Regions from separate parts of the Homo sapiens genome. Here all the other regions are linked to region 4. Evidence: chromatin loops called from intact Hi-C (ENCODE). Cell type or tissue: IMR-90. All regions are shown on one strand. Region 1 overlaps LOC105377862 (a long non-coding RNA gene). Region 2 overlaps LOC105377861 (a long non-coding RNA gene). Region 3 overlaps LOC101928570 (a long non-coding RNA gene). Region 4 overlaps LOC105377864. Region 5 overlaps LOC101928570 (a long non-coding RNA gene). Region 6 has its middle 90 kb from the start of LINC02540.

Region 1 (4,000 bases), 600 kb before region 4:
GATTATTATTTGACACACATTATTGCCCCTCTCAATAATTCTTTGACACACAAAGAATAACCTTGACTGTAAGTTGCCTGCTTCTCTATCAAAATTGAAACTTTGAATGGAATAGTATTAATTACCCATCATATTTCCTTATTACTAGATTGTGAGTTCCTTGACGGTAAAGACAGTATCTTTTATTTCTGAAAGGCAAATAAGTAGGCACTCAAAATGTAACTAAAATTTAGATAGAGAAATTATTTTCTTAAAAGTTTATGATGTGGTCATTAAGAATGTCTAAATTAATCAAGATGCAGACAAGATTTTATAAGAATAGAGAAATATAATTCAAAGCAGAAAAAATTATTAACTACTTTTAAGAAAAAAATCAGATGAGAAGATAAATGCTCTGATGATATCTCCATTCCATCTTACATCTTTTCTATTTTTGAGGCTTCAATTCCTATCTTTCCTTCAAGAACCAGGTAAAATTAATCTGCTCCAAATATATACATAATCTCTTTGGTTCAACTGTCACTATGCTTTATCTAAACATACTAAGACCTTTTTTTCTTCTCATCTCAAAACTTAAGCATCTTGGTTTTATGGCTATAATTTTATTTATATTTATTTTTGTTTTACTTAAATTGCTTAAAACATAATACAAACTACGTATTTATGTGTTGAATACCTATATGAGTAAATGGATAAACATCATAATGTACTCTACTATTAATCAAAGCAAGCATAAGATAATAAAAGAGATTCTTATTAAATAAAAACGGAATGAACTACCTATTGTCATGGCAGCATTATTAAACTCTTTAGGAGACTGGTATAAAATGACCAGCTGGATTTTTCTTCACCCTAGAATTATTACCAAGGCCCAAAGCTGGAGACCAGAGGAAGTATTACAATTAGTAGGTTCTGAGAATTACTTGAGATTAGGGCCAGCCACCCCTTCAAAAAGAATTATTGAGAGGGTCCAGCTCAGAGAATAAATTCAACCATGTATGATATTCAAAATAGTTACTAACCAGTTTGGCACAACACTGACTAATTCAAATGGATGCCAGCTGTAAAAAACCAATGTGGCTCTAAAAGCTAATACTATTTTCACTTTTACCCTCTGATAATGTCAGAAGACCAGGAGAACAGCTCTGTAAAATTCAGTTCCTTCTCATCAGGGAGGTTGCTTTCACAAATGGAAGACTGGCAATGATATGCCCATTGACTTGGAAACATCGTGATCTTCTCTTGTGCTATTGGCGGAACATCAAAAAGAAAGGTAGACTGCCTGTAGAAATGGGACAGGTACTGTTCCTCCTTAATTTACAGATTACTAAGAGAAACAGGAGTTAGATTTTTCACCTTCTCATATGTCCAAGATCTGCCAAGGGTCTAGCAAGCTTGTCCAACCCGTGACCTGTGGGTCACATGCAGCCCAGGACGCCTTTGAATACAGCCCAACACAAAATCATAAACTTTCTTAAAACATTATGAGATTTTTTTTTTTTTTTGTAGCTCATCAGCTATCATTAATGTTAGTGTATTTTATGTGTAGCCCAAGACAATTCTTCTTCTTGCAATGTGGCCCACGGAAGCTAAAAAATTGGACACCTCTGGGTAGGGTAGGGTGGTGGAAGGGTGAAAGGGAGATGGAGAATACAGTATTACCAGTACTGCCACCATGTGGTTACAAATAGTCATACACACCAGAGGGTGCCAGCGGGATGTCATCCATTTGAGACTAAAGGAACACCTTGAGCTTAAACAAACTACACATAAATGAACCTCCTTTGCAGTAGGACAAGTTGGCCCTTCACCTGTCCAACTCAAATACCAGAAAAGTAATGCTAACTTTATCAGAGACCTCTACTTCCTACTGCTTCAACCCTCTTTTAGCCTTTCGGTGTTAATATCTTTACTATCTCCTATCTTTGCCCCCTCAGTTGACCTTTCTTTTCCCCCATCATTACATCCTGCATTTTAGCAGCCTAAGAAATGTTACCTTTTTATGCTCTTTTACACCTTATTCCCAGTAAAGGATCCTTTTTCTTGTTCCTTCCTCTCAGTGCCTCATTCTCTATTAATTCCTTATAGCACATCTCTTTTTTTACATTATATTAAATAAATAATTTCTTCCAGTTTGAAAGAGCTCCATAAATTCATAACTTCACAATCAGAACATGGGTTGAAGTTCAGCAACCCTCCTTTCTTCCTGAGAATCTTGCTACAGTAAAATCCCACACAACCATATGTGGCAGGAAAGTATAAAATGCTGTAAAAGAAGATAAAATGAAAAGTCATTAAAATAACCCTCATAAAAAACTTAAAACCCACAGAAATAGCATGCAATATGAAATTGCTATAGAATTTATGTATAGTTAAAAGAAACAAATAGGTTTTTCATCCAATCAACCATTTGGCAATCTGACCATTAGAATAATTGTTTTTTGGTGAACTGATTTCAGCAAATTAATTTCCATGGAATTGACCTTGAGCACTGCCCCAACTTCAGAGGATAAAGTTAGTAAAAGAGAAAAAAAAAGTGCATGGTAGAAGCTCATGTCTCTTTCACTCCATTCCAAGATGGTAAATGAATTTTGGGGAAGGAATGAAAGCATGTTAAATCAGACAAGGTAATGACGTTTAAAATGAGGGGGACCAACTCTCAGCAACTAAAATGAGTTTGTTAAAATACTGAAAGAGATGAAAAAGTCATGAAATATGTTGAGATGTCATTAAAGGAAACATTATTTAGCTGCGTCATGAGGCTCAGAGGGCTCAATTAAAAGCAATGATTGAAAAATGATTCAACCTTTTACTGTTGTATCCACAAAAGCTAAGATTTCTCTATCCTCAAAGAAATCATTTGGAAATGGAAGCAAATGTAATTTGACCAAGTTCAGTAGAGCAAAATGCAATGATTTGTAAGAAAAAAAAATTCATTCTTTTATTTACTAAATTTTCCTACCTTAATATGGTATCATATTTCATTGCAATTTGAGAATTGTTTAAATGTACTTATTAATTTAAGAGATTAAGAGATAGGCTGTTTCTACTTGTTATGCCTTAGAGGTGATGCAGAAAAATCCCTTTTTCCTTGTGCGTTCATTCTCTGCAAGGCCATTTCTCTGGTAGTTCTGCCAGAGTTTTTAAAAAGTGAGATAAAAAGTTATTGTTGGACTGCTTCCCCACTGCAGAGATACACAATGCTCAAGCTAATGTCAGTATTCACTGTTGTCATACATTTCTGCATTACTAAATATGCATAATTGTGGTGAGAGGATCATCTATGTATTTAGGTCTGTTTTTAATTGTGTTATAAAATTCAAGTGGGTGGGCATAGTGTCATTGTGAATTATCATCTAATATCTAACACACTAGCAAATGTATGTACTTACTTAGCTTTATGTTATCCAACTGCTGCCCCAGAATTTAAAATTTTTAAATGTTATGCTTTGTCCTCATTTCCTTAATACAAGTAATTTAGCCAAGAGAAAAGTTTTATAATTTGACTTTCTTTTGGAAACGTACCCAAGGCCAGGGGATCAGTTTTGGCTTAAAGGGTGTCTTTGTAGCTTTCCTGGGGAGTTTTTGTTGGTGTGTAGGAGAGGCAATGATTTTTGGGAGGAAACCTATAACTTTATCTTTGGTTTATTCTCTTCTCTTAATTGATCTTTTGCCACGCTTTCTCCATTAAAGGATTCTCCATCCTTGACATTGACTGCAAAGGACTGGAGAAAATGCATCCCTCTATTTGCCAGTTACAATCTTGATCCCTTTAGTAAATACTCACATACATATATTTCAAAGAAGTTTTAAGCATCTGTTTATTTTAGGTTTCCAGTAGTAAAATTAAAATGGCACTCTGTGAAGGATCTCAGATATGAAAGCCTACTATTGAATAATTACTCTAACCCTCAATCTGTAAATGATTGTACAGCTTCACTGGCTACACTATCATGATGTCTATACACAGATGATTTCTAGGCCAGGGGAGTGTCTTCCA
Region 2 (4,000 bases), 760 kb before region 4:
TGAATATTAATTAAATGCTAAATGAATAAATAAATGAATCCACAGGTCCATGTGTATCTTTACAGCAAGAATTCCAGCAGACTTCTGTAGACTTGTTACTGTGTTTTGTATTCATTGTCTTCTCATGTAAACACATTATATTACTCATTGTGGTTGTTACTTTGAATTTCTGATGATTCTCAATGCCCATGTTACACTGTAGTAAGTATTACTTCTCTTCACCAATATCTGATTCTTTTCTACTTCTGGGTACATGTGTGGATCACTATTCTCTATTTTATTGAAGTTAGGCGTGACTACATATCTTCCCTTAAAAGATGAAGTGTGGCTATATAAGCAGAACTGTGGATAAGCATTTATTGATGGTGTTCAACTCTCCACACTGCCTTTCATCTGCTTTCCTTGTTCACAGAAGCACATCGTAATACAGAGGTAAAATAAGATCCAAGCAACTTGGAGCATTAAACCAAAACAAGGAGGAGAGGTGTTCTGGAGAACTGCTTGAAACTGCAGTGGACTTTGCAACAGCAGCAAGTAAAGTGGTGTTCTGGCAGTGAGATTTGAGGATTGCTTGTTAAAGAAGTGTAACCTAACCTGTCTTAACTGATACACACGTGGAATACTGTGGAGATTCAGTTAAACTATTCAAGTGCATTTTATAATTATAGATTGTTTTCACCAATTAGGTCTGAAGACAACATTCCTTAAGAATTTGGACCTATGTTTGTTCACACATATATGTCTTAGCATTGTAACTCTATAAAGCAAGAATCCTGGAGACTTAGAAGGATGCGTACAGGTTGTGTGTCTCATGACTTTCTTCTACGACTGTAAAATTGGGATCTAGAAAGTGAGGAATGCCCTGCTCAATATCACATAGATGGCTAACTGTAGGGACATAAGTAGAGTCTAATGTTCTCATCTATATATTTAGTGTTATCTCGGTTACATTTAACTATATCTCATATTCATGATAATTCTTTCAACCACAAGCCATAGCACTGGAAATTTCCATCAGAATATTCAATATGGATTGAAGCTAAACACTAAACTTAAATGTTTGTTAAAAGTTATACTAGAAGAGGAGACAAGATTAGCACTTAATACTCATTCAAGTTAATAGAACCAGCCAGCAACAGTAATTCATAGAGCTCAAGGAATGAAATAAGAATTAGAGGCATTTGGTAGAGAGAAAGCTTGATAATCATAATGAGGTGCAGAAAATAGAAAGAATTGATCTCCAAGGGAGCCCCCTGGAGAAGTGCCAGCAGCTGAGGACCTTGGGGCCTACAGAGTGCAGTCCACTGGGCAGAAAGTCATGCAGAAATAGGGTCAGGGAGGGGCAGAACATGCAATCAAAAGGCTAAGTATGGTAGTTAATTCCAAGTTTTGATAAAAATTAAATCACTTATTGGTTAAATAAATTCACTATAATTAATTATTACCCATTGGCATTAAATCACATATCTTTTTTGTTGTTGTTATATATTCTCTTAATTGGATTTCCTTTGGGCACATGTATCCCTCTTTCCAAACTGCATTAGGCAATACTTCTATTACAGATGCTTTCAGCAGTTGGCAGGAGGCAAGAGGTAGGATTTCTAAAAGACCTATGATTTCATTCTGTTTTTCTGTAAGCTAAAAAAAACAAAACAAAACAAAACAACAACAACAAAATCCCGCACCTTGCCAACTAGTGTCCTTTTTGACACCAAGTTTAACTAATATTACATATCTGAAAACCACTAACAATTTTTCCCCAGCCTATTTTATATTTAGCCACAAATTCTTCACATATTTCTACTGGGATTAAAGAGTTATCAGCTATTGGGAAATCTTAGCATATAGCTCATTACAACGGAATATATTATTATAAAAATTTAGGAAACTATATTGTTTGTAGAAAATGTACAAAGATACATATTAGCATATATTCCTGCTCCAGCATTAATTCTAAAAACATTTGAGAAATAGAAAAATTTGCTATTTCATTTATGCCCCTGAAGGTGGCACTGATGATACTGAAACTTTATTGGTTTGTGCAATGTACCTGCAAGGGTTAATCTGTGAGATCTGGCCATTTCCTTTGATACCAGGGGGCACTGTCCTATTCTCAGGGTGTGATCTGCAGGAAGGGAGTGGAATTTGTAGAAACCGGTCTGATCTGGATTATCTGTCTCTCCATCTCACCAGCTCCCATAGTTTTAATTAAACTCAGTGTATAGTAATCTCTTATACTTAATAAAGCAGTTATTGCATTTCTTATTTCCTTCTAAACATTTATAAACTTCTATTCCAAGCTCGACTTTAGCATCAAAATGCTTTTGTAGGAATTTTGAGAAGAGACAGCAAAATATAGTGTCAAAGATATGAAAAGGAAGTCAACAGAAAAAAATGGCCCCTTTGACCTGAGCTGTGTGGCATTTTATTTAAACAATAGTGGGTTACTAGGAAATGTGGCCAATATTATATATGCTAGAAAATGACCAGAATAAATCACTGCCTTTCCACAGAAGTGTGGTACTCTGGTGTATTGAAGGGCTTTGTGCTCAGATGAGGTCAACAGGTGAAACTCGGCTTTTAGCATTGCCTTTGTAATTATGTGACCATTACTTTCCCTGACTCTCTATTTTTAGTCATAAAACGGGACTAATAATACCTAAATTAGTGAACATATGTGCAGAACCTAACAAATAGAATGTGTCCTCAATAACTTCTAATTAACCTCCTCATCCAATTCTGCCAATAACCGTTAATATTCCTTGAAATATCTTGCCAAGAACATTCCTATTTGTATGATCAATAATACTTGGAAAATATTAAAAATCTTGAATAAAATAAAGCTTAAAATCCCAGTAAAATTTAGACATTGGAAGGTGAATGTTTCTAAAAGTGCAATCATAACTGTTCAAATATTTCAAAATATAATTAATATAAACTTTAACAACCACAGAGACATTTGCTAAGAAATGAATCTGTAAGTCACCACAGAATGTTGACACTGCTTAGCACAGTCCTTGACACACAATAATTGCTTGTTTAATATGAAGTTTAGTTGCTAAGTAATCACTTATTGTGTTCAGCCCATTCAAGTGAAAAAAACTGATAGAGAAAGTAAGGAACTGACACAAATGTATCCAGCTTATTGGTGTTTGGGCTGAAACTAGCAGTAGATGTTAAGCTTTTTGGTTAGATGTCAACTATGAGCCCACGACTGCTGAGCACTCAATTATAAAAAGGAGAAGGGATTTCTTTCTTTCTCCAAAGTGCTAATGTGTAAAAATAAATATGCATTTTAAAAGTCAATCCTTGCTTAGTGTGCAAGATTTTGGATGGTATGCAAAAGTAGTGGAAAACACAATTAATTTCAGAGTATTAGTATTATGTGGTGAGAGAATACACAAATACTAGAAGATTTTTTAGGTTGGCAGACAGCATAAGCAAATGATGAATTGAGCATGGGTTGAATATGATTGGAGGTCATGCATTAGCTATGGAGAAATGTGAAGCATGCCCACCCCAGTATGTCTGGTTTTCTGTGTTTCTGAGAAAGGAGATCATACTGTTGGCATTGGAGGTACTGAACAGATGGAACAAAACCTCATAGGATCTCCTTTCTTTTCATAAGAAGCAACTATAATGGACAGGAGTGAACTCATATTGGATCTCATTAATAAACCATAGAATGTTGAAGCAACAGAGCCCAAGGATTATAGTACTATAGGGAGCAGTTATTAAGAATGGAGAGGTCTCTATGGTGTCCCACATGGAGTCTTCATAGTCAGCTGAGATGAGTGACTTCTCCAGAGAGTTTCAGTCTGTCACTGCCTTGTGCTTTTTCCCACTCCTACACGGGGCTATGTTTGCTCAGTGAAACCATGTTGTCCCTCTTTTAATCAGTTGTTTGTGAATGACAATGTGGAGTAAAAAGGACTTCTCCAAGCTGAGAGATACAAGGGATAGAAGAATCAACTCAATTTCTGCTTGACTTGATTTCTTT
Region 3 (4,000 bases), 160 kb before region 4:
ATTTGAAGAACAAAATTTTCAATTCTAGTGATTAGACATAAAATCAGCAATAAAATAAGCCCATTTAATCACAATAAGGATATAATTATAAAGAAGAGTAGTGATTGAAATATGAAAATATATTTTAAAAAGAAATAAAGTTAATTAAAAAACGAGATGGAGAAAACAGTAACTGCAAAAACTCCTGGCAAATATGATTAAATAGAGTCAATCTATCCAGCTTCGTAGAACCTACATTGTAAGTGAAGTAAAATAAAATATCTAGTAAATAAGCCCTTGATTTAACTGTTCTTTGTATTCAAACCACAGCCTTTGCCCTTGGCAGGGCATGAGGTGAGACAGAAGAGCAAGTTCATTGCCTCTGTTTCTAACCAATTTTGTGTAAAGTTCACTGGACGTTATTTTACAAGTGACTGTATTGATAGATGCTTGCTTTTTAAATTCTTTCTACAGGTATTTCAGAAGGCAGTCTAACTAAGTGGAGATATAAACTCCCTGTTTCATACTCCATTTGGTTTCCAACACCTGCTCTCAGAAAAGAAGCTGATATTAACCATAGTGTTAAAAAATTTTATTCTACTCAAGGATAGCTCATGCAAAATTTGACTTCTATCAGTGGCATAAAAGGTTCAGATATAGTGAGGTTCAGGACAAGGCGGGGAGGTGTGCCTCACTCAAGGGAAATTATAATATACATGCAGACACTGGTTTATCTGGGCTAAGCCCAGAGTCACTGCCTCCTTCCCTAAAATGTGTCTCCAGGCACTCTCCACAAACTCAAAGACTATGGCCTTAAACTTGTCATGGTCTATCTCATCAGTTAAGAGTCTAATTAGTATTTGGCCTTTCTAAAGTCTATTAGGCAATTCTCTTAGAACACTCTTACACAAAGTCATTTTTGTTCTAGTTATCATCGGTTTTTGTTTCCGTTAACATCTTAGGAAGACCTTATGCTCATAACATTCCAGGAAATACTTTATGCCTCCCAGCAAAATTTGTTCTTTTATGGTTATTGAAGGACCTCTTAGCAAAGAAAATAAAGTAGATGACTAAGTGCAAAACATTCATTAAAGTGTTCTTCAAACATGTTTTGTATGAAAAAAATGATTTGGCTATAGAGAATGATTGGTATGTCAAGAATTTCATTTCAGGCAACAATTTTGTTATTAGAACAAGCTTCAGTTGTCTACACGTTGGTTTTGTTCAGAAGATGTAAAGCAAGATAAATAGAAAAGAGAACTTCGAATGCTGTTATCTGCCATGCAGGTCTTCCTTTGTAAGTACAGATAACAACAGTGCTAATATTTTTTTTCATTTCCTTGGGTGCTAAATCTCCTTCTCACTGCCCACGATGCCCTTTACACCGTAGCCACTGCTCCAGCAGCTCCAGAGACCTGAACAAATAATCAAGCCATTTGTCTCTTGGGAGGAAAAAATATACTCTTATCTTTAAACTCAGTTTCTTGCATGTCTTGCAAGGAATGACTGAAGTCTAAAGTGTTTCTTATAGTCCAGGATGCCTCAAGAATGAGTCATTTAAAATAGAGGCATTTTATCCTGCAGCCAGTTCTCTAGATAGGTGATTGCTTAAGAAACAATAGAAGGGGGAATGTTGGGAGTAGCTAAGTTCACATGTGTGCAGCAATACACTGCTGTCCCTAAGTGAAGACCCAGAGCTGGATTTCATGTGATGCTCCTGCAGCCCCACAAGATAAATGTAACTTCTGCATGCAGATTACAGTTTTACAGGCATGTATATGTATTCCATCAACAACTCTGGAATTTTCACAAGTGAAGCATTTCTTGCTCTCCTTACATAATTGCCAAGTATCATTTAAAAATACATCCCAGCATTTGAAATACAGAATTTCCATGACAGAAGAGACAGGTCATCATGGTTAAATGATATGATAAAAAGTGTCCCAATTCAAAAGTGAGAAAACCTGAATGTTAATTATAACCTTCTTAGGGTCTCCCATCTACAAAGAAGAGATAGCATCTGCACACCATGGGTGTTATAAAAATATAAGGAGTGGGTATAGGAAAGGGCACTTTGAAAAACATGGACTGTTATAAAAGCAGTGACACCCAAACTTCAGTGTGCATCAAGATTTGTTAAAACATAGATTTCTGGGTTCTAGTCCCAGGATTTCTGACTCAGTGGGTGTGGGTTAGGGCTGAAAATGTGCATTTCTAAAGTACCAGGTGATGCAGATGTTGCAGGTCTGGGTAGCACACTTTGAAAATAACTGATATAAATCAATTGCTTTCAAGCTACATTCAACAAAGCCTGAGAACCCTAGGGGGTATCTAGAGGGTCTCACATAAGGGTCAGCCAAGAAATGTTTCAATGGGCAAGGCTGGAGTCTCCTGGTTCAGCGTTTCACTCTCAGCCTGGACCCCCACGAATCTCTGCTTCAAACACAGTAGCTAGTCATGCTTTTTTTTTATATTTGCCATTATTGGGGCTATAGGTAATACTCTATTTAAAAGAAGTGTTAAAATAATGGATTTGAAAAAAGTTTATCAAAGTGATAACACAATGAACTGTACATCTTTTATATCTTATCAAAATTGTAATGGTGTTTATAAATTATCTGAGTAATTTGATCAAACAGAATACCCGAATTAAATATTATGACCTCAAAATCTGAAAGTTTTGAGTTTGCCTCATTTATCTTTCTTTCCCTAAGTATTTAGGACATTCTAAATTGTTTTAAGTAGGGATGTTGAGGCACTTCTGCAGAAATGGCTATTTCCATATTTGGGGCAAGAAATGTACAAGACAAGCCTGGGAAATCTTAGTTTACCAGGAAGAAGAGTTTTCAAATGACTAGTCAGAGTCATGACATGCAACCTAGGAACCAACATGAAGGGCCTGCTACTAGTAATGTTGGACTAATTTTGTTATTAAAATAATATTGATTGCAATTGATTAAAATAAATCATATATAAAATTACTGTATTGTTAAATTATTTTTTAAAAGTCCCTATTGGACAGCATTGCTGACTACTAGTGCACCAATTCATTAACATTAACATTGAAAAATAAAGGAAAATGTTCAAGCATTTATTCTATAATTACTAAATGGCTTGATTTTCAGAATAACCAATAGAAAGTGAGGAAAAATTGTTCTTTATAGAAAAGGTTCAGCTTAAAAAATGCAAGAAGCATGATAGAATTAGAAAATCACCCAAAGTAAGCTAATGGCCCCAAGACATAATTATTAAATGGATTCTAAAGGTATTAAGTGAAATGTTAATGAGAAACTTTGTGGTATAAATTAGGTTAACCCCACCTGTACCCACTGATCAACTTCAGCATTCACTAAAAACACAAGAACAAGACATTGTGTTTCAAGATATCCTTCAAGGGGAAGTTGAAAGCATCCACCCATATGGGACGTATTTTTGCCAAATAATGTGTCTGAATCTAATCACTCCTCCACATCTAACTACAAGTTCACGGAGAATAGAAGAAAAATTAATTACATCAAAGGAAATGCTCATCCAAACGTGGAAATTGAAGCATTCCATTGAATAAGAGAACTGGTTTCTCCAACATAGCAATGGCATCAAAAGTAGGGTGTGGGCTGCACATTTGGAGTTGAAACAGAAACAAATCACAACAATGAGAACTTAATTTGATTCTAATTTGACAAACAATTATCTATAATCATATGTTTGTGGAAAATTGGAAATATTTTAATATAGACAAGATGTTGGGTATTAGTAATGGAATATTATTAATATATGTGATGATGGCATAGGAATTATATATACTCTTAGAAACCATTACGGGCCCCAAAGAGCGGAGTTGTTAAATTTTTTTAATTGACAGATGAAATTGTATGCATTTATTGTGTCCAATAGGATGTTTTGAAGTATAGGTACATTGTGGAATAGTTAATTCTAGGTAATTAGCAAATGTATTGCCTCACATAGGTATTACTTTTGTAATGAGAAAACTTACATTCATTCTCTTTGCATTTTTTAAGAA
Region 4 (4,000 bases):
CCTAGGGAGAAGTTTTAAAATAAGAATATGAGACCCTACTGTAAATAATGTAATGTAATTCATCTCATACAGGGTCTGAGCAAGTTTTTTTTAAAATCTCCCCTGATAAATCAAATGTGACACCAAGGTTGAAAACAATTACATTATCTTACTTAATTCTTAACTTCAAACATCAAGGTGTGCATTATTACATCACAGAGGAACTTGCTCATGATAGCAAAACCTAGATTTAAAGTTGGGTCTGTCTGACTTCAAAGATTTTCTCTTGCGTTTTATACCCATCAATATGTTGGAGGGTTTTAGACCAGTAGCTACTTCCCAACTTCCCATTGTGTGATTACCCCAACATGCAGCATTGTATGGGAAAGCCTAGAGGGGCAGGGCAGAAGAGTGAACATCAAGAACCTTAAGGCTAGGCAAGACTGGGATGGAAAGATGAAGAGTGGTGAAACTGTTTCTCCAGAAAATCAGATCAGCCCCTCTCCTGAGCCAATTGCGATTATAAATGAGCAAATGGACTGATGAACCACAGGGGGATCTGCATGTCAACAGACTCTGTCACAAACTGAATTAAGCAAATGGGCTTAGAAGAGACATGCAAGAGTGTTTACAATAGTACTGTGGGCACAGCTCTCAGGCCAAGGAACCTAACCTTTGTGGACTGCTCTATCACTACTGTCCCATCACCACATATGGTCACCATACTTGTAAGCAGGAGATATCCTGAAATCTGGTTCTCCCTACATAGGATGACCAGCCAGAGGCCGATGGGTGGAATGTTCCCACAGAGTCAGAGAGGATGTGAGTCATGCCTTCTTACATCATTTAAGCAAGGCTTGTGTAGATTTTTAAAGCATTTACCATAAATGGATCCCCTCATCACCATCTGTTCACTTTTGGTACAGGAAATATTATAAGACCATTCTTGTCATATGGATTTTCATTTAGTAGTTTTGAAAAGGATTTCTCTGATCTTTTGAGATATATACAAATAAGTAAAAAGAAGTGGACATTTTCTTTTACAAATTATACTCGGAATAGTGTTAAGTTACTCTCTTTGACAGATGGCTCAATTCCAGGGACTAGCTCTCCCTCAGGGAGCACTGAAAATCCTAGTATAATCCTAAGATATGAGTGTTGACTTTAAAATTCTGATTTAACTGACAGATGTATGAAATGGCACATAGAAAACTCCCCATTGGGGATAATGAAAATGCTAGAGTAACAGTTACGTTATAGGAGAATGGCAATGATATAATCTCACTCGTTTTCTCGTTTTATGTGATCCATTTTCTGATGCTGAAATTTATTTTTGTGAAACATAAGATTGTACTCACATTTCTATATGCCTGTTTTTAAAATGTCAAAATTACACAGACTTCAGGGTCTGTCTTTTGGGAAAAACTGACATATAAATAAACCTTACTTCTGTGCAAAAAAAACAAACAAAAAAAAAAAAAAACAGACATTTCTTTCAATCATAAATGGCAAGTGTTCTACCTTTGAACTATGGATATATCAACCTTAAATCAAAACAATTTTTGAAAAGAAAAACACAGTGATGAGAAAAATCATAATGGTTAAACATGTTTATGTAAATAATTAGCTCCTTTTATTTTGAAATAGGTACATTGTCTCCTAACTTCTGATTCGCTCAGTGCCACATTAATAAAAGGTCACAATGTTTTAAAATGCTAAGATTTTAGCATTATATCAGGACTAGAGATGAATTTAAAAAACTGAGTTTGCATATATGAAGAAAAACTTTAGGTTTGATTTGGAGACTCTCTGCCTGAATTTACAGCTCTGAAAAATCTGCTATTTCTAATCAGCGATAAACCTCCTCTCCCTTGACTCATGGAACTTTGTTTTCACTGAGTCTAGAGGCGTTAGTATCAGTTGCAAAATGTCCTGGAAGAGGGATTTAGAGATCCTGAATGGTCTGCGCCTGCTTCTGCTAAACATCTCAGAGACACTCTGCCCCCTGGTGGATTGTTCCAGGGTGGGTTTCGATTAACAGTGCAGACTTCCCTTCTCCCACCCTTTCTCTACCTCGAGTAGATGCCCCAGTTGAAAGCCTTTATCCCCACCAATTACACATTCCTTTGGTTCAACAATTCCCTTTTAGATAATGTGAAAACCCTTAATTACTTAATCAGCCCTTCACAGTTAAAACAAGAACCATAAACATCATTATTGGTTATCATGATTTGATACAGGTAAGAAAAAAGTAGAGAAGTGAAAAATGAGGTGCTGCAAATTAAAAATGTGGATGTGGCCAGGGACTTTGGATTCTAGAAAGACAGCCAGAAATCTCTAGACAAGGAAGAGGAAGAGGGTTTAAAAGTGAATAAAAGGACGCTATAAGAAATAATTAAACATTTGGCAATTTCTTCTTGGCCGATAGAGCCACCGCAAACCATCCTTCATGTTCCCTTTTGTTCTTTGGGGTGTATGTCACCTGCATAGGGGATTAGTTGTAAAAGGCTGTAAAGCTCAGTCGCTTCTAGTTTTTGCCAAGTTTTTCCCATTCAGGCTAGTTTGATCTTCTCCAGTCCAACTTCTCCCAAGTACCCCTGTTCTGTGCTACAGGCACTCTGCATCCACAAAGGAGACAATGGGAAATAATGGCTAAGAGGAAGTCCTGTCTGCTGAGAGCCAAAAAAGTGTCAGGCATCTCAATAAGTGCTTTACATGTATAGGTTCTAGGCCTTCACATCAACTTGTAAGTAGACAGTATTTGAGAAAAAGAACCACATATTTCTAACATACTTTATTTGCAATTCAAACCTAGGACTGACTACAAAAGCTACCTTTCTGCCTACTTCACTGGTCTTAAGATAGGTCAGTCTACTCCTCTTAAGTCTTCTTCTAACCCAGTTCCTCCTGTATTTTAAGCACCATACAGTCCTTGGAATCTCACTACCTAGCCTAGAGACTAAAGGTCCCCTCTAAAAACTAATCTGGAAAACTCTTGTGATAGTGGATCTAACCCTCTCTCTTTGCAGAATAGGAAAGCACAACCCATTTCTTTCCTTTCAAATTCTTCCTTCAGATATAAACTAAATCCCCCAAGTCATGGCAGCACATATCAGGCAGCCACAGTATCATTTACTATTAGTCATTCTCTCATGAAGGGTCAAACTCCTAAACACAACCCCAGAATCCAAGGAACCAATCTTTCCATAATAATAGAACTACTACCCGACGCTTTTTAGAACACAAAAGGACTTTTATTTATTTTCCTAAATTTCATTTCCAATGATACATTTCCTGAAAGATGGAATACCAAAGGCAATTTTCAGTCACAGCAACTCCATCAAATACACATAATCTGATATTTTACTGCTTCAGTGAATTATAATCTTCTCAGGGTTTCCTGGTTAAAGAAGACAAAACTAAGATAATAGAGAGGAAAAGTTAAGAATATTGTTCTTTAGAAAATTTGTTGAACTCAATAAACATTCATTCATGGGTGTAGTGTCCATTTTTAAAAGGAAACTCTAAAATTCCTAGAAACACAAGACAATACTGGTAATATTGAGTGAGTATACATTCATATATTTCTGTGAAAATTTGTGCAATTAAACAATATGGAAAATGTTGTTTATTACCACAGCCAATGAAAATATATTTCCATTGCTATGTAAGTTAAACATTTCCATCTCCCGCTTCATGTTCTGCAAAAAAGCCATGTGCCTAGTTTATGAAATAAACTATGCTATAGGCAACAGTAACTGAAAAGGAGCTTAACAGTCTTAACTACATACCCCTGGGATGAATACTACACTTTGCATAATCATGTGCAATGCTGAATGATGATTCTATATCTCTTATAACTATAAGGGTTTGCAAGCTTCTATTTCATACAATATGCCCCAAATCCAGGCAATACAGCCAAATAGTCAAGCAATAATTTAGGTGGTTAATCTACAAAATGGCAAACAACCCATTCGACTAAACTGATTGTGTTTTGTTAATGTGAGGACACCATCATTGC
Region 5 (4,000 bases), 280 kb before region 4:
TGGCCAGAACTTCCAATACTATGTTAAATAGGAGTGGTGAGAGAGGGCGTACTTCTCTTATACTGGTTTTCAAGGAAAATATTTCCAGCTTTTGCACATTTAGTATGATGTTGGCTGTGTGTTTTTCATACATGCGTCTTATTATTTTGAGGTATGTTCTTTCAATACGAAGTTTATTCAGGGTTGTTAATATGAAGAGATGTTGACATTTGTTGAAAGACCTTTCTGCTTCTATTGAGATAATCATGTTGTTTTTGTCTTTGGTCCTGTTTATGTGATGAATTACATTTAATGATTTGTGTATGTTGAACCAAGTTTGCATCCAGGGATAAAGCCTACTTGACTGTGGTGGATAAACTTTTTGAGGCACTACTGGATTTGGCTAGCCTCACAAGCAGGAATGATTGTTCAGGGTATGGGAGGATCCACTGTTCTCTGCACAGTGTTAGTGCAGGGTTGGGGCACTGGTGGGGATGGGGCTGGCTGGCTCTGTGCTCACCAAGGCTTGCTCTGCAAAGGTGGCAAGCATGGAGAGAGGTGATGGACTGCACTCTCATTTGCTAGTGGTGCAAGTAAAGTAAAACGCACCCATGCAGACACATACCAGTCCCATTGCCATGGGCTCAGGGGATGCTGCAGTATAGGAAGAGAGCATGCAGGCTAGTGTGCGGCCATAGGGGTCACCTCACTGGAGCTCTCTACTGGTCAGGCACAGAAGCTATGGTGTGGGCCCGCAGGGCAACCAAGACTGCCCTGTAAGCAGATGTGGGCAGGCTGGGCCCCTGGGAGAGGCCAGCAGACCAACGGGTGCTCAGGTCCGACCAGCACCGTCTGATGTGCAAGACCATCCTGCAAAGATCACATCAAATAGTGCCCCTGGGGCTAAAGTCTCTTATGGGAGAAAGTTGAGCCTAGAAGAATGGCTGTCCCTGGCCATGCTCCACTACAGGTGCTCCAGCACCAACCCTCTGGGCTCCACATCAGCTGGTTGCTGCCCCACCCCACTTCTTTAAGCAACTCTCCCAGTCATCTCAAGTGTCTGTGGTGGTCAAGGGGTCCCTTCCTGGTGGGGTTTCAGAGCCCATGGTGAGAGTGGGTTGCTCCTTGCCAGTTCAACTCACCCATTGCCTCAGAGCTATTGTGGTTAAAAACGAATCCTGGTGCACAATAGCCCATGCGGGTTCCCAACTTTCTCTCCCTTCATCCCAGCTTCTGTGTCTTTCTTCCGTCCACTCTCCGAGTTTATTTTCACTGGGACAGGACTTTGTTTTCCTTGAGGATGTGACTATAATGTATGTTGATTATTTGGCTTTGCTTCTGTATGTTTTCATGGATTATTTGGCTTTGCTTCTGTATGTTTTCAATGGTGACGCACCGTATGAATTCCTTGGTTATAGATAGCCTTATTGTGGTGGCTCAAATGCTGGTTGTAGAAGTGGTACACTGTGCATGTGAGCAGTCTCACAGCCTCCTGTGAAGCTGAGGTGGCAGGATTTTTAAGAACTGTATGTTTTTCCCAAGTGCCATACAGTTGTGTCAGCAGATTATGTATTGGGTTGTTCAGGCCTACCTCTAGGCCAGTAGGTGACGCTAGCAGGCAAAAGCTGGATGTGGAAGTAACAGTAGGCCTTCTGCTTGATCTTTGTTTACCAGGAGTTCTCCAGTGTCTCAGGCAATGGGCAGGGCCATGGAATGTACCGTCACCCGGGCTCCATACTTAGCTCCAGAGTGGGGGAAATGAAGCTGGGCAGAGCTGGACTGGACAAGATGACACGTGAGTCCCCCAATGGCTGGTGCAAGCACCAGCTTCAGTGGGAGTCCAAGGGGCAGCCACCAAATGCCCAGAGATATGCCCAGGCAAGGAGTTGAGAAACCACTGATGCACCAAGTTCCCCGCACAGGAAGGGAGGGGTGGCCCACGCTTTCAATCCAGGCAAGTAGGATTGGGATCAGCCTCCCTCCCACTCCTCGGAATCAGCAGAGTTCAGTCTCTTTCCTAAGAGAGCAAGATGAGGTACCCTGCAATGTCACACATAGACTGGTCCCCAGGTACAAAGCTGTTGCTGTCTGCAATCTTGCCACCCAGGCAAAACTGTGGCTCCAGCAAAATCTCCTCCTGCTCTAGTCCCATGAGGGAGAGAGCCCAATTCCAGTGCCTGCAGCTGGAGTACATTCCACACTTGCCTCTCAGTTCTGCTGATGGGCGCCCTTCCCATACTCCAAACCAAGTGCTTCAATCTCCAGCCCAAGACTTAAATGTACTCAGTGGCCACTGCAGCCAGATTGCCAAATATTACCTGGCTTGGTATGTGCCTGGATAGAGAATGGCATCCTCCTGGGAAAATGCCTGAAGTCTTTTCTAGCGCCTTTCCTTTTCACAGTCACTCAGCCACTCCCCAAGTCAGATCCAGCACTTGGGAGGGACAAGGTGCTCTTCCATGGCCTGGTTGTATGGTTCCCCCATTGAAAGGTAGATCACAGAGGTACACTCTCTGTCCTTCTCCCATATTGGGGTTACACTCACAGTTCTCAGCCAAATGTGATCATAAAGGCTGCTTGCCCAACTTCTCTTTCCCGGAATCTGAAGTGTACTTCACTTTTCCAATGAATTCTCATTTTCCTTCTTGAATAAAAGATCACTGTGAAATTCCACACACTATTTTGCTATTTACAAGTAGATGAGGCATGCTAACAAAGCCTCTAATCCACCATCTTGGGGAAAAAAATAAGTTCAACCTTTAATCTCAATAGGTGTTGGATTTTTGTTCAAATATTTTTACATCCATTGATAAGAAAATGCGACTTTTCTTCCTTAGACTACTGATGTGGTGGGTGACATTGACTGATTTTCTAATATTAAACCATCCTTGTATGCCTGGACTAAATCCCACTTGGTCATGGTACATTAGTGTTTTAGTATGTTTTAATATATTCATGGGCATTATTTGCTAACATATTTTTGAGAATTTTTGCATCCATATTCATGATGGAAATAGGTTTGTATTTTCTTTTCTTTTTTATTATCTGTATAATTTTGATACAAGGCTAATCCTGACTTTATAACATGAGTTAGGACGTGTAATCTTCTCTTCTATTCTTTGGCACAGATTGTGCAGATTTGGTATTATTTCTCCACTAAGTGTTTGGTAGACTTTATAGTGGATATATCTGAGCCTAGAAATTTATTTTTCAGAAGGCTGTAACTACAAATTCAATTTCCCTAACAGTCATATAGCTATTCAGGTTTTCTAATCTATCTTGTGTAACAAATGAATCACATGCCTATGATTTCAATTGGCTATCCTGGAAACAATGGTGAAATATGGTTTGTTTACTTGCTTTTTCCTTGTATACTTTAGTAATTATTTGGCACTCTTGTATTGGTAAGTGCTATGGTTTGTGAGAGGATGCTTTGATCATTCAGTTCTTCATGGTACTAAAGGGATCACACAAAGATCTACAGGAAGAACATTTCAAGTAGAAGCTAGAGCTGTTGCAAATGCTCTGGCATATTAGAGGAACAACAACAATAAAAAAGATTAATGCCACTACAGCTTAGTGAATGACAGAGTAAATGACATGAGGAGAGGAAAGAGAGGTAGGACCTTCTATTTTAATTGTGATAAAAATTATTCTAAATCTTTTTTTTCTTTTTCAGATAGAGTCTCACTCCGTTGCCCAGGCTGGAGTGCAGTGACTCTATCTTGGCTCACTGCAACCTCCACCTCCCAGGTTCAGGTGATTCTCCTACCTCAGCCTCCAGAGTAGCTGGGATTACAGGCATGCAACATCATGCCTGGTTAATTTTGTATTTTTAGTAGAGACAGGATTTTTTCATGTTAGCCAGACTGGTCTGGAACTCCTGAACTCAGGTGATCTGCCCGCCTCGGCCTCCCAAAGTGCTGGGATTACAGGTGTGAGCCATGGTGCCCGGCCTCTCTAATTCTGACAGAAACCATTGGAGAGTTGTAAACAAGAAAAGTATATCACCTGATTTGTA
Region 6 (4,000 bases), 770 kb before region 4:
CAGGTTTCACAGCAGTGGAGAGGAGGATGGAAACTAGGTATGTTTTAGTAGAAGAACTGAGTTAGCTTCATGACAGATCATATGAGGGTGGGTGGAGAGTCAGGGATGATGAATGAGAAGAATTGAGGGTTGTTCCTAGGTCCTGGCTTTAGAAAACTTGTGGATAGTGGTGCCGTTTATGAAGGTGAGAAGGAATTGGCTTTAAGGAAGAAATCAAGGCTTCTATTTGGGCTACCCTAAGTTTGAGATACCTATTATATATCTATATAGAGATGTGAAGAAGGAAATGCATGAATATATGAGCCTGGAGATGTGTGGAAAGACTGAGACAGTAGTAGTAGGGCATATGTTACTGAATGAGTGGTCCTAGTGAGACGATGTAGATGCAGGAGAATTGACCAAATTTTCAAGGTTGAAGAGGAAAAAAAAAAGAAACTGAGAAGACAAAGTCATGTCAGAGAAAACACAAATTATTAATAGGGAGACACAGGCACAGAGCTTTTGATATTTTTTTTTAATGGTTACTTACCCAATATATTTGTCTTTTGGTTTGTGCTACTGGCATCTCAGTCTGAACTATCTGCTATATAGCATTTTTAAGTTAAACAAGTAACATTTTCACTGTTCTGCGCTGAATTGTGTCCCAGCAAAATGCATGTTGAAGTCCTAACCCTCAAAACTACAGAGTGTGAATGTATTTGGAGATAATGTCTTTAAAGAGGTGATAAATAAAATGAGCTTATTCAGTTGGGCCCTAATCCAATCTGACTGGGATCTTTATAGGAAGAGGAGGTTAGAACACATACATGTGTGCACACAGAGGAAAGACCAGTGAGAAGGTGGCCAAGAACAAAACAAGAAGAGATGACTCAGAAGAAACAAGCCAGCTGATACAGTTTTGGCTTCCATCCTCCAAAACTGACAGAACACATTTCTGTTGTTTAAGCTACACTGTTAGCAGTATTTGTTATGGCAGCATTAGCACCATTGAAAAATTGTTGCATTTTATTAGTTCTGATAGAAACTTTGCTAGAGTAAAAGAGTCTCAAAATAACAGACTCATACTTAAGAATCAGAGTGTAAGTCCAGGGCTAGTGTGGTCACTCTGTGGTGTCAGGGACCCAAGTTCATTCTAAGAATTTGCTTTGAAATGCTTGGGGATTGTTTTCCTTCATGTGACCCCAAATAGATTACCTCCATGTCTACATTTCAGGAGGGAGAAAGAGCACAATCAGCCCTTTAAGGAATGACCTGAAAACTGTGCACATCTCTTGTCCTTACAAACCATAGGTCAGGAATTAGTCACATAGGCATGCCAGCTGAGACCAACTAAAAGGTGGGGATTCTAAAACCAGAGAGGAAGGAAAAATTGATTTCCAAAACAGTTTTATATATACTAGGCACTAAAAAATGAATTTAATCTATCAGTTTGATTTTATTTTATCACCAAAATCATTTCTAATTATTCTTATAAAACTTTAGAAAGTTTATATGTCCTAAAATTATTCATCCTATATAGTTTAAAGAATTGTATTCTACGTTTTTATTTCTCTATTTAACCAGTTATGATATAGTGGAAAGCAAAATAAGACTATACCACTATTTCCTAATTTTCTCACTTGTAAAATTAAAAGATTTAGTTAGATAACTAAAGATATTCCCTCAAGATAAAATTTCTATGAAGGTATATCATATAACACATATATTCCATATTTTAAAAAAATAATTTAAAAATAAAATATGTGAATGTAATTGTCATGTATAATAAATGTTATGGTAATTATTTATTTATAAATAAATATTCACCCAGTTCTTAAACAGCTCTTTACTATTAAACAAAACAAAACAAAAAAAAACTTTTCCGGTCTGTTTATACATATTTAGCCACAAGGTGGCAACAGTAGAGACATTTCCCTTTTATTTCTCTTATGCTAAAAAAACACCATGTTTAGAGTAATGTCACCAGGTAGGTACTGTTTCTTCCTCCCTCAGTTTCACATGTGCATACTCACCCTGATAAAGCAAGAGGGGCAGGAGTTTTGCTTTGTGTGCATCTAATTTTAGTAGGAAAAGGAAATACAACCTATTAAGTTTTGGTAATTGAGTACAAAAATTAAAATATCTAAAAACTGCAAATACCTGCAAAATTTATAATTTTAGTATAAAAAGGAAATAAAACCTACTAAATTTTGATAATTGAGTGCAAAAATTAGAATATCTCAAAACTGGAAATATCTGCAAAATATATAAGAGGATGTTCATGCAGTCATAGAAAACCCAAAAGCAAAAATTTCAAATTCCCCATATATACCATACTTACGCTTAACCTATAGTAGCTTAGCAGCCTGAAAAAGCTTCTCTACTCCTTCCAAGTATAGTAATTTTCTAATCAGCAATACATTCAATTACTACCTAGTCTGTATTGGAATAGTAATTTTTATAATGTAGACACAGCATTTATTACTTATCATAATGTATATTTCATAGAATAAAGTAGCAAAATATCTACTCTTTTCCAAAATTTAAAACTGTATTCTAATTAAATCTAAGGTGCAAATAAACAAACAAATATTATTTTCTATAATCAAAGACAACTTAGTCATTTGAGAATGTGAAGATATATAAATCAACTGTAGAATTTTATCTTAAAGTTTACACTATAAAGACATACAATGATATCTGTCAATTGAAAAAGAAAAAGTTTGCATGCTGTAAATGCAGATAAAAATCAAAGCACACTGACATAATTAGGAATCACATGTAATCTAAGTTTGGGGAAGCTGGTTTTTCTGTTATTGGAATTGCTCTTCATTGAGAATGACCAAAAATGTAGTCACCGAAACTGCTTCCTTCCCCTCCCAGAGGCATGCACCCTGCCCATAGTCAGAGGCCCTTCTCTCAGCTTCCTATTTCCCCAGATGGCCAATGTGGTCCTGGGCTTGTGATTACTCAGTAAATCTTAATGTGGGCAAATATGCTCTCTTTCTGTGGTGCTCCGCTCTGGCCTGGGATTGTTGGGCTCTGGGCTGCAGCTGCTACCCTGCTGTGTCTGGTAAACGTGGTCACCTGGGAACTGTGCTACCTGCCAGGCAGCTTGGTGCATCCTGCAGATGCCTCAGGTTTGCTCTGCCATTGGTATTACAGACAAGAACATCCACATTCCTACTTCCCCACCTTGGCTGATACAGGACTTTTCTTCCTCCATCTCCCTTCCATGTGCTTTTTCTCACTTCTTATTTAAGGAGCTGCCAGAATCCTTGAGAAAGTATCTTGTCTTTCTCTACCTCAGATTCTGAAAGTCAAATGTTCATCTTGTGGTCGTGGTGTTCAGTACGAGAGTGAATAGTCATAAGTTAATTCCCTTTGACACACTTGAAGAAAGCATTTGTTTTAGCAGGCTTAGGCCACACTTATTTCTCTGATTTCACCTCCCTAATTCATCGTATTTTGGGGTGAAAATATAGTACCTGACCAGGCTCAGGATGCTTCTCCTTAGAAACTTGTATACAAATCCAAAATACCCAATTCTCCCCTTTTTTTGAGACCTTATTCTTTAGTTCCCTAATGACTATCATTTGCCTAATCCAAATACAACTGCTTCCCATTTCCGCTGTCCCATTCCATCCACCAAGGACTCCCTATTTCCGCTCCACCCCAACTTTAATGCAAAACTTAGCTCTCACTCTCCTTCACAAGAAATCCAAGCACACTAGATATATTGCATTAGTTATCTGTTTTTATATTAAAGACACACACACACACACACCCACACACGTACACGTACTGGCTTTGTCCTGTATCGACTATTCGAAGCTGAAACTCTCTTCCCCATTTGTTACTGAGCTAGTCTTAGTCACAAGAGGCATTTACATGAGACTGGGAAGGGGATGTGAAGCAGCAGCTATGATTGTGCTTGGGAGGTCAATGTACGGTTACATGCTGCTGCAGCTCCTCTGTTGTTGTGGATCCACCAGCTCTTCCTGCAACTTCCTCCAGATGT

The links. A loop is a pair of places that touch in the nucleus more often than their neighbours do. Peaks named below come from ENCODE experiments on the same cell type or tissue, not always from the same donor. Only the 100,000 strongest peaks of a DNase experiment are listed, where the experiment ranks them.
Region 1: it touches region 4 in a loop (2.7-fold over the local background); 10 of 110 quality-filtered maps call a loop at or near these places.
Region 2: a loop joins it to region 4, with 9 times the contacts of the local background. A loop is called at or near these places in 43 of 110 quality-filtered maps.
Region 3: a loop joins it to region 4, with 8 times the contacts of the local background. A loop is called at or near these places in 11 of 110 quality-filtered maps.
Region 5: a loop joins it to region 4, with 11 times the contacts of the local background. A loop is called at or near these places in 5 of 110 quality-filtered maps.
Region 6: it touches region 4 in a loop (11-fold over the local background); 44 of 110 quality-filtered maps call a loop at or near these places.

The regions. Positions count from the first base shown.
Region 1 is chr6:76,859,931-76,863,930 of GRCh38, forward strand. All of the region lies in intron 2 of LOC105377862 (a long non-coding RNA gene), which reads left to right. Among named protein-coding and RNA genes, the nearest start is that of LINC02540, 270 kb to the left of the region's middle. In IMR-90, a CTCF peak has its summit at 1,692; no DNase peak of the experiment used is centred here.
Region 2 is chr6:76,695,728-76,699,727 of GRCh38, forward strand. It overlaps LOC105377861 (a long non-coding RNA gene), which reads right to left. Exons shown (of 4, transcript XR_942697.3): 4 at 1-4,000. Among named protein-coding and RNA genes, the nearest start is that of LINC02540, 100 kb to the left of the region's middle. In IMR-90, a CTCF peak has its summit at 2,017 (motif pointing right); no DNase peak of the experiment used is centred here.
Region 3 is chr6:77,291,910-77,295,909 of GRCh38, forward strand. All of the region lies in intron 1 of LOC101928570 (a long non-coding RNA gene), which reads right to left. Among named protein-coding and RNA genes, the nearest start is that of HTR1B, 170 kb to the right of the region's middle. In IMR-90, no CTCF peak of the experiment used is centred here; a DNase peak (open chromatin) is centred at 1,522; H3K27ac peaks cover 720 bases.
Region 4 is chr6:77,455,954-77,459,953 of GRCh38, forward strand. All of the region lies in intron 5 of LOC105377864, which reads left to right. Among named protein-coding and RNA genes, the nearest start is that of HTR1B, 5.5 kb to the right of the region's middle. In IMR-90, a CTCF peak has its summit at 1,985 (motif pointing left); DNase peaks (open chromatin) are centred at 768 and 1,978; H3K27ac peaks cover 1,179 bases.
Region 5 is chr6:77,172,057-77,176,056 of GRCh38, forward strand. The region is part of intron 6 of LOC101928570 (a long non-coding RNA gene); the gene reads right to left. Among named protein-coding and RNA genes, the nearest start is that of HTR1B, 290 kb to the right of the region's middle. RefSeq lists an enhancer at 1,856-2,356. In IMR-90, a CTCF peak has its summit at 1,586 (motif pointing right); no DNase peak of the experiment used is centred here.
Region 6 is chr6:76,681,125-76,685,124 of GRCh38, forward strand. No RefSeq gene overlaps it. Among named protein-coding and RNA genes, the nearest start is that of LINC02540, 90 kb to the left of the region's middle. In IMR-90, a CTCF peak has its summit at 1,886 (motif pointing right); no DNase peak of the experiment used is centred here.